Regions from separate parts of the Homo sapiens genome. Here region 2 is linked to region 1. Evidence: chromatin loops called from intact Hi-C (ENCODE). Cell type or tissue: K562. All regions are shown on one strand. Links, peaks and the distances in the headings refer to the core of each region. The heading gives the core; the rest is flanking DNA.

Region 1 (8,352 bases), core at 353-8,352:
GAACCAGTCACAAGTTTGAAGTTTTTAGTTACTGAGTCAACATATTTAATGTTTAAATCAGTCTGGGTTGAGTTTTCCATTACTTGCAACATAAGGGGCCCTAATGAATGCAGGCAATGTGGTTTAGACTAGATAGGAGCCTTTGGGTCCCAGAATTGTGTTCCCAGGAGCACCATGGTGCTTCCTCTACCATGACTGGGAGTGGGATGGAAATGGGCTAAGGGCAGGCTGTCAGCCAATAAGAGAGATAGATAGGTGATGGCCAGGCGCGGTAGCTCACACCTGTAATCCCAACACTTTGGGAGGCCGAGGTGGGTGGATCACTTGAGGTCAAGAGTTTGAGACCAGCCTGGCCAACATGGTGAAACTCCGTCTCTACCAAAAATACAAAAATTAGCTAGTCATGGTGGCACATGCCTGTAATCCCAGCTACTTGGGAGGCTGAAGCGGGAGAATCATTTGAACCCAGAAGGCAGATGTTGCAGTGAGCCGAGATCGGGTCACTGCACTCCAGCCTGGGCAACAGAGTGAGACTGTCTTAAAAAAAAAAAAAAAAAGTGAGAAACTTAAGGATGGCTTCCATGGTGATACCAAAGGTGAGAAGAAAAGAAGAACCCAAAGACACAGGTTTGGAGTTAGGAGGAGTTTTTGCTTAGGCATCCCAGAGAGAGGTGCCTGAGTTAGCATCACTGTTTTAAAGGAATGGCTGAACAGTAATCAAGTCTTTGTAAATTAGAGGCTGCCTGATTCTCACAGTCAGTTGATAAGGTAATTATGAAAGGTTTTCTAATTAATAGAAGAAATTGGTTGTTAATAGACACTACAGTCTTTCTGTTTTTTAAAAATGGGTGATTATGTTCAAAGAAGACAAAATAGATTTACTTTGAAAAAAATAGGCAGGAGAGAGTGTATATTTTCAGATTATTCTGTTCAAGGGATGCTAAAGACTGGAAAACCACTTTTAAATATGCACTATATTCATATATTTGCCATTTCTGTGTCTCTCATTTAGTAAATAATAACTTTGTCAAACTTTACAATCACAGTTAAATGCTTAGTCTTGATTTTAATATTAGATCTGAGACATTTTCCATGGGTTTGCTCTTTTTCAAAAATTGTTTCTCTGCCTCAGTGAATAAAATTAAAGAGAAATAGAATGAAGACTGTGGGGCAGGGAAACATTTCTTTATCTTATTAATAAGAAAATGAATATTCTCTTTGTCCATTCTGAATTTTAAAAATCTATTTTTTTCTATATAATACTGAAATATTTAACAATTCATAAAAAACATAAGCATTTACATTAAAATACATCCTTAAATAGAGCCCTGTAATTTTTACCAGGAACCTTGTAAAATATGATGAATATACATGCATGAATATTAAAAACAAGAAAGACCACTTAACATTCAAATAGAAATGCAGCATTACATAAAATATAATAAATATCCAGGATATCAAATCCACAAATTGATCACTATTCTGATTTAGATTCTTTTTTCCAGTTAAGACTTTTACTAATATAATTTATTATAATAACCTTATGAGTTAAGCATAACTAATGTGAAAAGAGAATTCAATTAATCTTACTGCTGAAATAACACAAATTTTTGATATTTTGCAACATATTTTAATCTATAACATATAAAACTGTCATTTTAGCAAGAAATACACATCCATATAACTAACTGCTAAGTTAAATTCTCTTCGATGTCCAAAAAAATAGCATTAATAGTATGAAAAAAAATAAGCTAATATTATTTATGAGATAATTTTACTGCCTTAGCTCTTAGGCTTTGTCAATAAATGTTTTAATATAAATCATATAACTTAAGTACTGTATTTACAAAATAGAAACTTTTTAAACAAAATTCTTTACAAAACACTGTCTTTACACATTTAAAGGGTGCTTTTCTTTACAATGTATGAAATTATATTTTTACCTCCACTGTTTACCTCTCCTTTTCCCGCATGTTTCAGGATCCTCCCCCCAGTATCTCAGAGGTGGGTTTTTAACAGTTGAAACTGATCTGTGATAAAAGTATGAATCTAAAGATCAAAGATTGCTATATACCTTATGGAGGTTTTTCCAGATTCTCCCAGTGAAAAGGCACTTAAAATCTAAATCATTCATTATACTTTTTACATATTGATTCTTTGTCACTAAACATCTGTAATGATCATTTTTTTAGGGATATTATATCACTTAAGAAGATTCTTTTTGATTACCTTTCTTTGGAAGTACATGAAAGGGTAAGTCAGCACCCAATGCTTATGTTAACTTTTCAACATCTTCTATCCACACACAAACAGTATAATTTCTTCAGTTAAAATACTGAGAGAATAAATGAGATTCATGTTAATGTCTCCTTATTGCTATAAGAGGTGTCTTTTAAAAATGACTAATGTTCACCCACCATTATTGAGTCCTGTAACTAAGTTCCATATTCAAGGATCTTATCCTGAGTATGGCAGGCCTCCTGGCATAAGGGATCTTTCCTGTTATTTCTTGCTTAGGAAACAGATTATCTTCCTTGTATGTCAATATATATTCCCCAAATCATCAAAAGGTGAATATAAACCTTTTCAACATTAGAATCCCAAGAAATCCACATGATTGATGGGTTGATCAGATAAAGGAAAATATGTCGATCAGGTAAGGGAAACTCTCAGGTCCAAGGTTCTAGGGATTCCACTGCAAGAGTCAACTTTACTAGCGCTGCACAGGGATGGGCACCTCTCTGGTTGCAATGCCATTGTATATTGCTGAGGCATCTTGCCCAAGGCTGGATGGAGTGGTTACTTGCAAGTGTGGACATCAGTCATGCTTTCACACCTCCTGCAACGGACATAGCAGCACCAGATGAACTTACACTCACACCTCTCCACGTGCCTGACCACATGGGTGTTGTAACCTCGGCCACAGCAGAGGAGGTTGCAGCCATCTGCACCCTCTGATGTACGGTTGCATTCTCTGCCTTGTGTCCCTGGGATTCCCAGTTTCTTATCTTCTACACAGTAGTTGGGAGACTTATTAACATAGAGCAGATCATCCTTATGGATTGGTATTTTCCTCTGATCTTTTTCTCTCCTGCGCATTTTCCTCTTTGTTTTGTCTGATATCTGGATACTGTTTTCATATTTATCCTTCAACAAATGGCCAATCTTTTCAAAAGAAGACATGGTTTTCCAGCATGTTTTCACAGCACAGGAGCCGGAAACTCCGTGGCAGCGGCAGTCTACTGACATCAACTTGGCGACAGCCTGAAACCAACAGTAATTGTGTTCAACTATCAATCATAAAGTGTTTTACTCAACAACAGAAGCACAGTTAATCTAATCAATTAACTTTCTGGGTCTATTTCCTCTTGAATAAAAATGATGGTTTTGAACGTAAATAATCTTTAAAATTGCGTAGGCTTCAAATGTTTCGTCCTTTGGTTTTTGTCCCAAATGTTTTGTCCAAATTTCTTGACCCTTCAGAGCAAAGCTTTCCAAGCTGTACTTAAAGTAGTGGACCAGACTAATATTATTGGAGATTATCTGCGATAACAAAAGGAAATTACTTCTATTTCTAATCCCCGGTCTAATTTTGAATGTGGTAGGATGCTTATGCATGCCTGTATGTTCCTGATACCATTCAACACCTCGTTACTCAGAATACAGCTCAGGGACCAGCAACACCAGCATCACTTGTGAGATATGCAGACTCTCAGGCCCCACTCCAGACCTACAGAACCAAAAGCTGCATTTTTAACAAGATTGTCATTAAAATTTGAGAAGCACTGAGAGAGAAGTTACCCTTAGCTCTCATGGTGCATAGAAACATCATGGAACTTTACAAATAACCAATGCTCAAACCTCTCAGATTCTGATTTCACTGGTCGGGCAGGGGGTGGGGTGTCCAGGCCATGGTACTTTCACAAAGCCGCTGAGATTATTTTAATGAGCATCCAGGGATGAGACGTATTGATTCAATTGAGAGTTCTCAAGTTTGATCACTATAAAAGTCAGTCACATACAAAGGGAGGGGTGGAGGTGGTGAACTATGCTATCCCCTGGTTCCAGGCCACATGAGAAACTATGACAAATCTGGTTTAGTTGGTCAAAAGGAGAAGGGGCTACAGTATGGTGGCTCCCCCCAGCAAATTCTCCTTTTCTGGAAAATTAATTCAAAACACATGCCCTATCCTTGATGAATCAGTAGCATTATCCTAGCATGGAAAATACAAAGGGGATAATGTTTATGTAATTTTTTCAATTCTAAGTGCTAAGTTCAGTTTAAACAGACTAAGAAGTTAAATGAAACTACATATATTTGTAATAGTCCACTGCCTGACACACACTAAGGTCTAAATAAAAGCCCCTTTCTCTGAAAAAGAAGGTACAGTTAGAGTTGAGATAAACATTTCCAGTAAGGCTAGGGGTGCAAAAACAATATAGAGATTTCAAAAGTTTAGGGCTCTAATCTCTTACATACCAGGCTAGCCAGCATAGCTTCCTTCAATCCCCAGACGATGGCAGAACAGATTAATAAATCGTCAGGGCTAGCTGTGGAGTTGACGTTCTGTCAACATGCTGGGTAAAATGAAAGATGGATCCATCCATTCAATAACTTGGAAATTATGTGTGTAATCTCACCAAAGAAAGGAAAAACCTCACAGTTTAAATTCCACTTACAATTCTTATGAAAACAATAAAATGACAGGGGTCTACACTTTGCTGTTTTGTACCAAACCTGACATTGACACGTTTGCAGAATGTTATGTTTTCAAACAAATTTTAAAAATGTCTGAACTATCTAATGAGACAATATTGCACACAAATAATAACATTTGCAACCTTAAATAAGAGCATATGGTATTGATTTATGCAATGCTTGATATTTCTTAGTAGTGCATATGGCACATTTGCTTTTTTTGAATTCACAAAACTAAGAAACTAATAGATGTATCTATTTCTTCTTAACCCAGGGCAAAAGGTGTCCTGCGATTATATGACAGCAATTTATAAAGTATGTCACAGAAGCTTATTTCTTTAAATTTATGGCATTTCATATTCACAAAACCCTCAATTCTTTAAAACATTTCCAGGCAAATAAATGTGATCTGCCTACTTTGTTCAAATTTTAAGCTCCCAAAGTTTACGAGAAAAAGCTCAATCAGTGCTGGGTAATAACAAAACATAACTGTCCAAAGAACACTAAAAACATAACAATGTATGTTTCCATGTTTAAGCTGATCAGCCTTCTTTACAGTCATCACTTAGTGACTTAAAGCTGTTTCTCCCCTGGATCATGACTGAGGAGCCGATTTTTTCTTTTATTAGTCACTTCAGACATCATGTAAGATGTTGCCAATTTGCACAGCATGAGGGACAAAGTAGACGCTCATCAAATACTTATTGAGTAATTGGTCCAGCTCACTTGAACACTTTTATCTCATCCTCTGTTGGTAAACTGAATCAAGAGGGAGTAATAAAAACCACCTTCTTAAACACATGTCACTGCTAAGAGGTTAATGGTATTGTTTTGAGCCGGCTGGGCTCTCTCTTTCAACTCCTCAGTTTTAGCCCCGTCCACAATAGTGTTACTCTATGAAAGTTATGCACTACAACACGATGAAGGATAAAAAGAGAGACTGATTTTCAAATTCAATTACATCACCTGCTGAATTTGTATTGAAATTATAGAAAGATTTCCCTCCTAGAAAATTAGCCCTTTTGAATACATACATGGAATTTATAATTTTTCAGTGATGACAATTTAAACTTTGAATTGTAAGTGTCCCTAACAATAAACATAATAAAAGAAATAATATCTTTATTATATATGATACATATTATTTTTGTATCCTCGAACATCTATAGAGGTATATACATATTCTTAGAATATCTATGGGCATATATACACACATATATATGCATATATATACTGTATTCTAGGACAGAAAGATAAATGAACTTCAAGGAAAAAAATATCAATAACCTGACCTGGAATTTCAAAGATTATACCCCCATAATATTCCAAGGAAAGAACTTGGACAATCTGGAATTAGAATAAAGCAGTGTAATCACCACTCAGGACTGATGAAATGCAAAATTCAAGGACAGATACACACACACACACACACACACACACACACACACACACACACACAAAGTTTAATTCTACAGAATTAGAATTCTGCTTCTCAGAGCATATTTTAATAAATATTTTACCTGATTTAGTTTTAGAGGAAGATATTTGTTGCACATAATAGCTAGTTAATAAGCAGGTACTTATGATTTCAATTTTACAGAAAAATAAAGTCTGATTAAGACGTTTATCTTACATAAGGAAAGCTGGTGATAAATAATATAAGGTATTTATATGCAGCAGGATAATTTTAGTAGAATAGGGAAAAATAAAAGTGGAAAATGCAAGTATATTTAAGGAAATTGCATGAACACTCCCCCAGAAAGTGTATTCTGGAGATTTTCCTCCAGGATTCTTAATTAATGTTAAATAGCCATTGTGAATTACAGCAATATCACCATAATTTTCTGTTAACAGGAACATAAGAGAATAGCAAAGGAATGAGTGCTGTGTGGTTATGAGAAAATTCCTTTCTCTACTCTAGTTGAGTTGTTAAGGTTTATAACGATATTAACAGAGGAATGTTTTGTTAACTATTGCAAACAGATGTGCACATTTTGGTGGAATATTTTTAAACTATGTCAGAGCAATCAGGAGGGTAGCATTTAATCTACTGGATTCCTTGTGTAAATTTTGGTTTGATAAATTTCTAATGAAGTGAAATAGGAAAGATGCATCATTAATACTTAATGTAAACATAGAAACCGCTTGAGAAGTGGTTTAAGAACTGATTGGTTCCACAATTTTGACTCAGAGGTAATGTGGCAGTTGGCGATTGTTTTTCAGTAAATTACGTTGTCCGAATTTTACAAAAATGGCCAGAAAATTGTTGTGGAACGTTTTGTGACTAACATTTCATTTTCTCAACTATCAGATGATCTAAGTTTTTATAAAAACTGCGACACGAGGTTGGATGGGTGTATGTAGGATTCCTGTTCCTCTGACCCGTTTTGTCCCTTTCTGTCCAAAAATATATTCGAACCTACTGAAAAGCAAAACACTATGTGTTGTTCAACTACTTATAAATATTCTTGGAATAGGTCAATGAAAATTTGGGATTGAGCCCTTCCCACTTTGTTGAGTTACTCATCATAAAACAAATTATGGGGTAGGGAAACTTAAAAGTTTGTGAGGTGGACATGGGAAGAATGGAAATATTTTAAGCACACCAAAAGAAATACCCATAAATATTCCAAGTCACATTATTCCCAGAAGTTCTGCCCCTGGAAGACATCACATCATTCCGTTAGCCAATCATCATTCGGCAACATTATTCTTGGAGTCATAAGTTTAGGAATGGTGTCAGAAACCAAGTGGGAATCAGAGTATTTAAGGTTAGCGGTTAGAAAATCATCTATCCTGCTCACAGTACTACTAAGCGCCAGTACCCACATTTCTCTGAACACTTTCCTACATTTTGAGTTTGTGATTTTGAGGCTAAGAAAATCAACTCAATTGAATACAGACCTGGATTTTATTCAGAAGAATATGCCTATTAGATTAAAATCCTAATTGCCAATGTTGAAAAAATTGAGTTGATTGCTCATCCATGTTAGATAATAACCAGGAAACCTCTTTTATGGTGTTGTTGGTTTTGTTTTTGTTTTTGTTTTTTTGCCAGCAACAGAAAGAAAAATACAAAACTCTGTTGAATTATAATACCTCAAGAGAAAATAAAAACAACAACAAAAACACCAGCATAGTACCTACCAAATAACCAGGAAAATGTTTTCTAATATTTTAAGATTTCATCTAAATGTGAAACAATGTGAACCAAAAATGAACAATGTGAAAAAAATGATTCAGGAGAGAAAACTCAGAGATTTACACAAAATGTACATATATGCATAAATTGAATTGTTTTCAAGCTAGTTAGAATAATAGCAAGAACCTAGGTAATGTTAGAAAATTATTTTTTGCCAATAAAAATGGATTTAAATTAATGGTGAATAGGAAGTATGTTTTTAATAAAATCAGGATATAAATAATAGTTTAAGATTAGCATTAACAGTTACAGAGAGGAACATTACTACCTAATTTGAAAAACACACAATATAAAATAAAACCAAATAGCTGCCGAATGTTACTAATAAAAATATATTTTAGAATGCTTTAGGGTTTTTTGTAAGTCCCAAGATGATTTTATTTAAGAGAATCAATCATAACGTGAGTTTTTGTGTTCTGAATTTCTAGTTTATTAAAAATCTCTACCAAAT
Region 2 (8,352 bases), core at 153-8,152, 230 kb after region 1:
CTATAGAGATGAGCAGAGCTGGTCCAGACAATTTATAGAACCATGAGAAATAATAAATGTTTATTTGAAGTCACTAAGTTTGGAGATGATTTGCTCTGCAAAAGCTGACTGATTCAATTTGCCTTTTATCATTGTTTAAATTTTGTCTTCATTTCTCCTCTTTTTGAAATGGAGCCCGCATCTCCTTCTCACACCTCTCATATGGAGAAGGTGATCTAAGAACCTCATGTGTTTTTTCTTTTTTATTTTCAGTGCTTAGAATGCAACTTAAGCCTTGCTGATTCTGATTGAGTTATTTGTTTCAAACTTCTCTAACTTCACTCTGGCTTCCATCCCAAACATTGAATAGATTGAACCCTTTTTAGGGTGAGCATTTTCCTAAGCATGTTCTCACCTTCTTATCTGAATACATCACACTAGACCACTCTACTATCCTTCAAAAGATTAGACTTGTGATTTGAGGCACCATCTATTTGAAAATAACCCAATTTTATGGTGGCTGAGAAACAGGCACCCCTGCCAAGGCTGTTTTTATAGCAATGGGTACCTGGAGCTGTGGGAACCTCCCTGTCACACCAGGATGGGCAAATAGCTACAGTTATTCTTCTATTCATTTAGAAGTGGTAGGATACTTCTGTTGGAAATAGGGGTTACAGTGACTGGGGAGAAGAAAGGCAGAGAGAGGAAGTGAATGGAAAAAGAATCACCAAATTGTCCAGGAGAAAAATTTTCTGGTAGGGCCTTCAGTCAGGTTACAGAGCAACCAAGGGCTGAGAAGAGGTAGATGAGTAAGAACCAGCCTCAACAGGTAAGCTGCTGTATGAACAGGAACCTGTGTGCCTCTCCACCTCCTCATTTCACATTTCTCTTTCCCATTCCTCCTCCTGACTGGTTGCTCCCCCATCTGATCTCTCAGTCAATGGCACCACCATTCAAATAATGGCTGAAGAGTCATCCTTGAACCCTCTCTCTTTAGCCTCTCACACCCCAACACCAATTCTTGTTTCTACCTTCAAAACGTATCCACATTTCTCCTTTTTTAGACTACCATATCTCACCAACCTAGATCAAGCCACCATGCTCCTCATCTGGACCCCTGAATGGCCTTGCAACTGGTTTCTCTGCCTCTGTTCACAATTCTCTTCAATCTGTTCTCCACAAAGCAGCAGAATGGGCTTAAAAAGTAAATCAGATTATGATAGCCTCCTGTTCACTATCTTTTAGAGGCATCCCTTTGCCCATAGGGAAAAAATTCAATTTCTTACCTTTCCTGACTCCTGTGTGATTGGGCTCTTGCCTTTCTCTCAATCTCTCTACCACTCACCCTGTGTTCAACATGTTACACAGTCAGTGGTTGTGGCATTCTCTGAATATGTGAAGACTCTCCTACCTTTGGAATTGTCCTTTTGCTGGGAGTATTTTACTGTCATCTCTTGAAATGGCACTTAGTCTCATCACAGAATTATAGCTCAGATATCACCTATTCAGGGCAATCTTTCTACCTCTCATAAAGTGGGCAGACCAGTTAGTTCCTAGTCAACATCCATCCTGTTCATTTCATTCTTAGATATATTAAATACCTGTAACTATCTGAATTTCTTTATATGTGTATAATTAATTATCTGTTTTTCATCTGTCATTCCATACAAGAATAAACTTTACAAAGGCAGGGACTTTGCCTTGTTTCCTGCTATGCTACTGGAGCCCAACATAACATCTAGCATATAAGAGGTAGCCGGTAAATACTTGTAGCAGGAATCAAAAGGCTAATTTAACTCATAGGAAAACCATCCCTATTTTATAGACATGGAAAGTGGTCCATAGATGTAAGCAGATTTGTCTAAGGTCATAGAGTTTGTACAAGGACTTTCTTACTGCACACCGATCCCCAGACCTGTAGAAGTATGGCTTGGGATTTTTCTTTTCTTTCCTGCATATCCAGTGCTATAGATCTAATGCTGGTGATTTATTTCTCTCTCCTTTAAAGTAAAAATGCAATTGGATATTTGCTTATTACTCAGCCTGAAAGGATGTAATCATCGTCCTATTCATGTTGTAAAATCACATTTCTTTAACAGTAACTCCTTGAAGGCATGAAAATGAAATATATTTCCTTAGCATAATGTTTTTCTTCTGTGACTTCTGAGTTTAAAGTAATGATTTCTCTGTGTGTGATTTGAACAAATATTCTTCATGTAGATAATCTGAGTAATCAAGCACATAGAAAAATTCTTATACCTTTCAAATATATCTGAAAAAATTTCTAGTAGAAGTTATTCAGAAGTTATTCTACTAGAAATTTCTACCAAAGCATCAGTTTGGAACAGTATGTTTTTTAAACAGATTGATGAGGCTATGGTACCTGGAACTGTTAGATTCCGGAAAACTAGAGACCAAATAAGAAGAAGCTGATGTAGAGGGGAAACATAGTGCATATGAATACGGATATATATGTAAATAAAGGGATGCTTGGAATTTCCTCTCCTGTTTGAAGTCCCTTTCTCTAAATTTTAAAGACTTGCTTCATCGAGCTTCTAAGAACTGCTTTTACAGGCTAGGAATAGGGAGTGAAAGGACAAATTGTTTTGAGACAAAGAAGACAGAGTGATGTGTATAGGAATGCTCTGTGTCAGCCAGTGACGCAATGAGAGAATGACCGCCCTATAGGCAGACGCTCCATAGAGATCTAACAAAAGCAATGAAATACGTCTTTATGTTGCAGAAGGTAGAGAATACAAAATATATCTGAAGAGTCCTGGGAGAGAATCCATTTCTGCTGCCTCAGTAGCACTCAGAGAAATAAAACACAAATTTTCAGTTCTATATCATAATATCAGGTCATTTAGATAATTTAAAGGAATTCCAGTTAACAGCAGATTTGAGGCTCAGGTTGTAATCAAATAGAAGTAACACAAAAGATTCATGGGTACAGTAGTGCAGTCTTACATGTTAAGTATAAAATGCCAGCTCTAACTGTACAGTAATTTTAAAACTGGTATTGTGTAGTAAGTTTAAAACTATGTGTTGCAAAATCTTTTTTGTTGTTGTTGTTTTTCCAAGGAAAAAAGTTTAGGTCTTAATTTTTGGGCAATGGGACAGGGTGGTGTTTTTGAGCTTGTGGTGACTGGCTTAGACTAGAGTTTTATGGAAATCAGTCCAACATCCCTGACATATTTTGTATGATCTACACATAAGACAGTATAGCATGTTTATAAGTCATTTCTTCTAAGTCAGTATTCCATATTCCATAAAAATATCCTATATTTGTGTACTTTGCATATTTATACCACTCTCAAGTAAATTCCTTGAGGAGAAAGAGCTCTAGAAAATATCATTGAATTTCCTTATATGAAAAAAACATTACAAAATGTACATTTCTTCACTTAAATGTATACTCACAAGTTTATGACTAATAGGCTTAACTTTTCCATAGAAAAAAATTAAGATTATTATATTTTATGATATGAATTTGAGCTGGAAGAATGAATTTTCTTAACATATAGTCATCTGAGGGATATCATTCTTTAATAGCACTGCATATTAAATTTTACAAAGTGTTCTTAAGTGAAAAAACAATGTCCAGTGGCTGGCAAATGCTGAAATCATTCCAAATAATTGTGTGGCCTAGGTAATTTAAATTGTAGTGAGGAATTATCATCATTCGCAATCTACTTAAAAGCACAGCTTTCTTACTGTAAGTATGGGTTATAAAATAACTTTTTTAAAATAAATATGTTTAATCCAATGGGGGAAAAATGCTCCATGCTTTGCTAAGCATTTTTGCCTTTTTTCCTCTTGCCATTGGACAGCTCAGACTATTTGTACAATAGCAAAAAAGACCACTAGGGGGCAATACAGTAATTGTTTTGCTCCATCTCACTGCTATGTAGGCTTCCTTAGTGAAAAAAGATTGCTGTTTCTTCTAAATTTGAAACCACATTTTAATATATGGAAGGAAAAAGGCTGTATTTCATTTTAAACTTACAATGAATAAATCACATAAGACAAATGCAAGTCAGATTTTCTCCTGAAGGGAGCAAAAGCCTGTCTTCCTTCAGCAGACAAATCAGTTTTACCTAGTTGGCACATTTGAGGATATTTTATATTTAGAATTTGTCAGCCTTTGAGACAGATCTCAAGGAATAAAGGATATTGTTAATAAAAATCTCAAAAATGATATACATTTAATAAGTTTCAAAACGTACTGGTAAAAACTTACTTTTTTTCTATACCCAAAGTAAAAGTGTAAAAATCATTTAACTTCCCCACTGAGTAAATATTCTGTAATAAACTTAAGCATTAAAGCGATTAATTTTTGGAGACAATTACTGCCATTATTTTCACTGTTATTACTTTGCACCCACATACCACTTTGTAAAGGAGTTATTTTTATTACTAATTATTCTTTTCAGCAATTTGATGAGTGGAGTCTCTATTCTAATTCATTTCTCTCTCCCTGAATCGGCTGAATATTAGCTACTATGCCAGGCACTGAAGATTTGTTTCCTACATAAATAAAGAATAAGCAAACTCTCTTCTTTTAAGGATTTCAAAAAGATTTAGGCAAGTAGATTTTTCCTCTTGGTTTTTGTTCTCCTGTTTGCTGACTTCATGTGATTTTTTCCTTCCAATATATTTTCCTGTCATCAGAAGATATTTAACATTACCACAGTGATGAAAAAGTTAAGCCTTGTTGTTAAAGTCTTAGGGATAAAGATTTATAAAATTAAATTCAATAACTCTCTAGGTGTCTGTACAGAAATGAAAACATTTAGGAAGATTGCAGGGAGTTTTGCCTTAATTCATGGTCCATTTCCCAAAGATCCATCTTAACAATCCTTTCTTGCATGAGGGTAGTGAAGAAAGGGAATACAGCTGTTCTGTCTTCGAACATCTCTACGGCTTAGCTGGCTCATCTATTAAAGAAATAATAAGAAACTAAAAAATTAAGATGGTGCTGCTCTCTATGGACGCTTAAAGTGCTTTGAAAGATTGCTTACACTAGACCTCTTTTCCCAGGCTTGGTTTTTACTCTAAACACTTGTTTATTTTATAAACTTGTTATCGGCAAGGTGTAACAGAAATCAGAGTGACATTACTGTGCTGGGCAACGGCAGAAAGAGGAAGAGCCCGCAGAGATTAATTTTTAAGAGCTTCTGTGAAGTTCACGGGCAATACACTTCCAGGATCCAGTTCAGAGAAACAACACTTGCTCTTTTCAAGTCCATAACTGGGTCCCATCCTCATCCCAGCATATACCTTCCCTTGATGGCTCCAGGGAGAAGCAGGCTGTGAACAGGACAGGTGAAGGGGAGGAGCTGAGAAGGGAAACATACATTCTATCCTCCAAAGTACTATTGAGGAACTTTTCCATCTTTCAAGCATCCAGAAGGAGGGAAGAAGGAATGAACTTACCTCACCTGATTTCACACTGAAATCCCTGAGTATTAGCTTACCTCCATTTTTCTGGATATATAATTAACACTTGCCTACTGATTTTCTAGTATTAAAGGCAATAATAATTAGCAAATTTATTCATTAGTGTTAGGTTTTACCTTTACACTGTCATAATACATTATATATATATATGTAGGCATATATACACATATATGTGTATACCTATATAAAGCATTATATAGCATCTACCTATATAAAGCATTATGTTAGTTAATTATATTTGCATATGTCTATGCGTTCATTACCCTAGTTCAGAAGGGAAAATATGCCTGAATTAACAATGATGGAATATGTAAATCCATAATACTATCTTCTGTTGTAGAACCTGCTCTTAAATCATATTTTCCCCAAATGGCAGTTTTTAATAAGTTATTATTAATGAGGTACCTTTAATTAAAATAAGGATGATAGACAACGATTCACTGATAAACATTTTTGAGCATCTGCCATGCGCCAGGAACTCTGTGAGGCTCTGGAAATGCAAACACATTGCTTGCCTTTTTGAGGCTTAGAGTCATCTGCTTAAGTTATCATTTTGGCCAGATAAAGATGATCATCATTAATGAATAGTTTTCTTTACATTTAGGATAATCATCCAAGTTCAGCCTTCAGAATTAACGAATGTACAAAATGACTTGACAAATCTTTTAATAGAACCAAGTTGGGAATGAAGGAATGAATGAATGAGTGAATGAATTGCTTTTTAAAAAGACACAAAGTTGCTATAAAGAGTATTAGTGCAATCTAACATCAATGTGGGCTGATTACTTTGCAGTTATTATAAAAGTTTTTAAAGTAAGTCAGCTTTGGTCACAAGTTTATTCAATTACATGCTGGTTATTTATAATTTCTATTTATATAAAATCATACTTTAAAATGAACACCCTGATGCAATTTTAAAATTTAATTCAAGCAAAAGTAGGTTAAGTAATACGTCAACTCTTTTTACAAACTCTCAGGAGAAGACTTTTATTCACATTCTTTCTACAGCTGACATAAATCTCCCGGGCCTAGCGAAGGGCCAGATGCTCAGTCAAAAGCCTTTTACAAGGTCTGCTTCGTAGCCTGCAGTTTTGGACATAAAATGAAGATCAGGGGAAGAACACTTCCTAAGGTTGAAAAACCATACTGTCACTTTATACTTTCTTCCAAAGACATTACTCATTTTTACCTTGGGAATATATAAGCAATCTCACCCAACATTATCAAAGGCAGTGCATAAATATTGACGACAAATGAGGCTAACTTCATCCCTACAACTGTGTCATATTTCCAAAATGAATAAGGGATATATGCATCTTTTTAAAAGGAATCTTGTACATAACACCATTCCTCTCTTTGCCACAGTTCTCCTCTGCCCTCTGTGCACATTTGCTGATTGTATTGATGTGAGAGGGAACTGCAAGCACTGGAGATGGAAGAATGGTCCCCTGAAGGCCAGTGCAGCGGTGGTAGAGAGCTGGTGATTTAGAACTTACAAATCTGACTTGAAAAAAGGCTACGGTATCCCAGATTTCCCTATCTCTATCAAAGTGGCCCTTATCCAGAAATTCAGATTATGACATCTGTCTATTGCATTTACTGGAAAACAAATGATCATTTGTATAATATTTACCTATATCATGTATATATCATTGCAAAGTAGAGTGGCTGGCTTATAGCAGTTAGGGATAAAGTAGACTCAGGCAATTTCTTCATGCAGTTAAAATTTTTTTAATGACCTTTGATTCAATTCAATCGAAGAGACATTTATAGGGAGCTGATTATATGCAAGGAATCATCTTCATATAACTTTATATCTGATGTCAAATATGGAATAGCAACAAATCTAACATCTTCAAATATGGGATGGCTGATCAAACAATGAATTAATTTATGTCTTGACTGGACAAAATAAGGCTTTGGACAAGCTTTTCTGCCAGAAGTCACAAATCTCTTCAGCGATACATTTTCATAAAAATAGTCAAATATGGTCAGAAGTACAAAGAATCTTCAGACATCATAAAAAGTTACAGATATTACAGTTGCCTCTCTGTTGGGTAACTTATTTTGTGATTTACAACGGATGAAGGGATGACTTGTGACTTTTTGCTCTAAGAACCGAATTTAAATTTATGACATTTCTTGCAGTTAATCTTTATGACCTGTGTTTTAAGACAGACATAGATGCATTTAACCAAAAGTTATAGTTAGAATATTTGTGAAAGAATTTTACTCGTGAATTTATAGATACAAACTGAAGTTTTATAATTAAGAGCTTTTTAAGGGAAGACATTTTAAAATAAAATATTTCTTAAAATTAGATTTATTATACTCATCAAGTAAATGATATTGTCTTAACAGCAACAAATAGAGTTGATTTAAAATCAGATCAAATGGTATAGTAAGCAAATATTACATTTGCGAATTTTTCCCTTTCAAAACTTCCTCTGATTTTAGGTTTGAACATCCTTGGGAAACATCTAACACTAAAATTTTTAAATATTTTATTATGTAGAAGGGCATTAAAAATAGTTTACAAAGCTTCTATTTTCCATTATTCCTCAAATTTGCATTTCTTGATTTTTTTTACTCTCTCCAAAGCTTTAACAGATAAAGTATCTCAGCAGAAGACCTAATTGGAAATAAATGAGCTCATAGTTATATCTGTTATTGCCTTCATACCTTCTTTAGCTGCCAGAATGTTCTATAAATGTTCACTGATAACTAGTTTAGTGGGCTTGCCTCATCACACAGTACATAAATCACTACTGATTTAACTAAGTCATTTGGGCTTTGAATTCAGTACTCAGTACACACACACGTGCACATACACACACACACACAAAATTATGTTTTGTGGAATTTAAGGACAGTGTTTAATAACATGCTGGTATAGCGTGGGTAGTTTTTAAA

The links. A loop is a pair of places that touch in the nucleus more often than their neighbours do. Peaks named below come from ENCODE experiments on the same cell type or tissue, not always from the same donor. Only the 100,000 strongest peaks of a DNase experiment are listed, where the experiment ranks them.
Region 2: it touches region 1 in a loop (3-fold over the local background); 2 of 110 quality-filtered maps call a loop at or near these places.

What each region holds. Positions count from the first base shown.
Region 1 is chr7:121,333,793-121,342,144 of GRCh38, reverse strand. It overlaps WNT16 (Wnt family member 16), which reads right to left. Exons shown (of 4, transcript NM_057168.2): 4 at 1,041-3,264. The coding sequence ends at 2,800. Among named protein-coding and RNA genes, the nearest start is that of WNT16, 9.0 kb to the right of the region's middle. In K562, for the core only: a CTCF peak has its summit at 4,516; a DNase peak (open chromatin) is centred at 4,514.
Region 2 is chr7:121,103,603-121,111,954 of GRCh38, reverse strand. The region is part of intron 7 of CPED1 (cadherin like and PC-esterase domain containing 1); the gene reads right to left. Among named protein-coding and RNA genes, the nearest start is that of CPED1, 120 kb to the right of the region's middle. RefSeq lists a silencer at 3,881-3,930. In K562, for the core only: a CTCF peak has its summit at 3,845 (motif pointing right); a DNase peak (open chromatin) is centred at 3,834.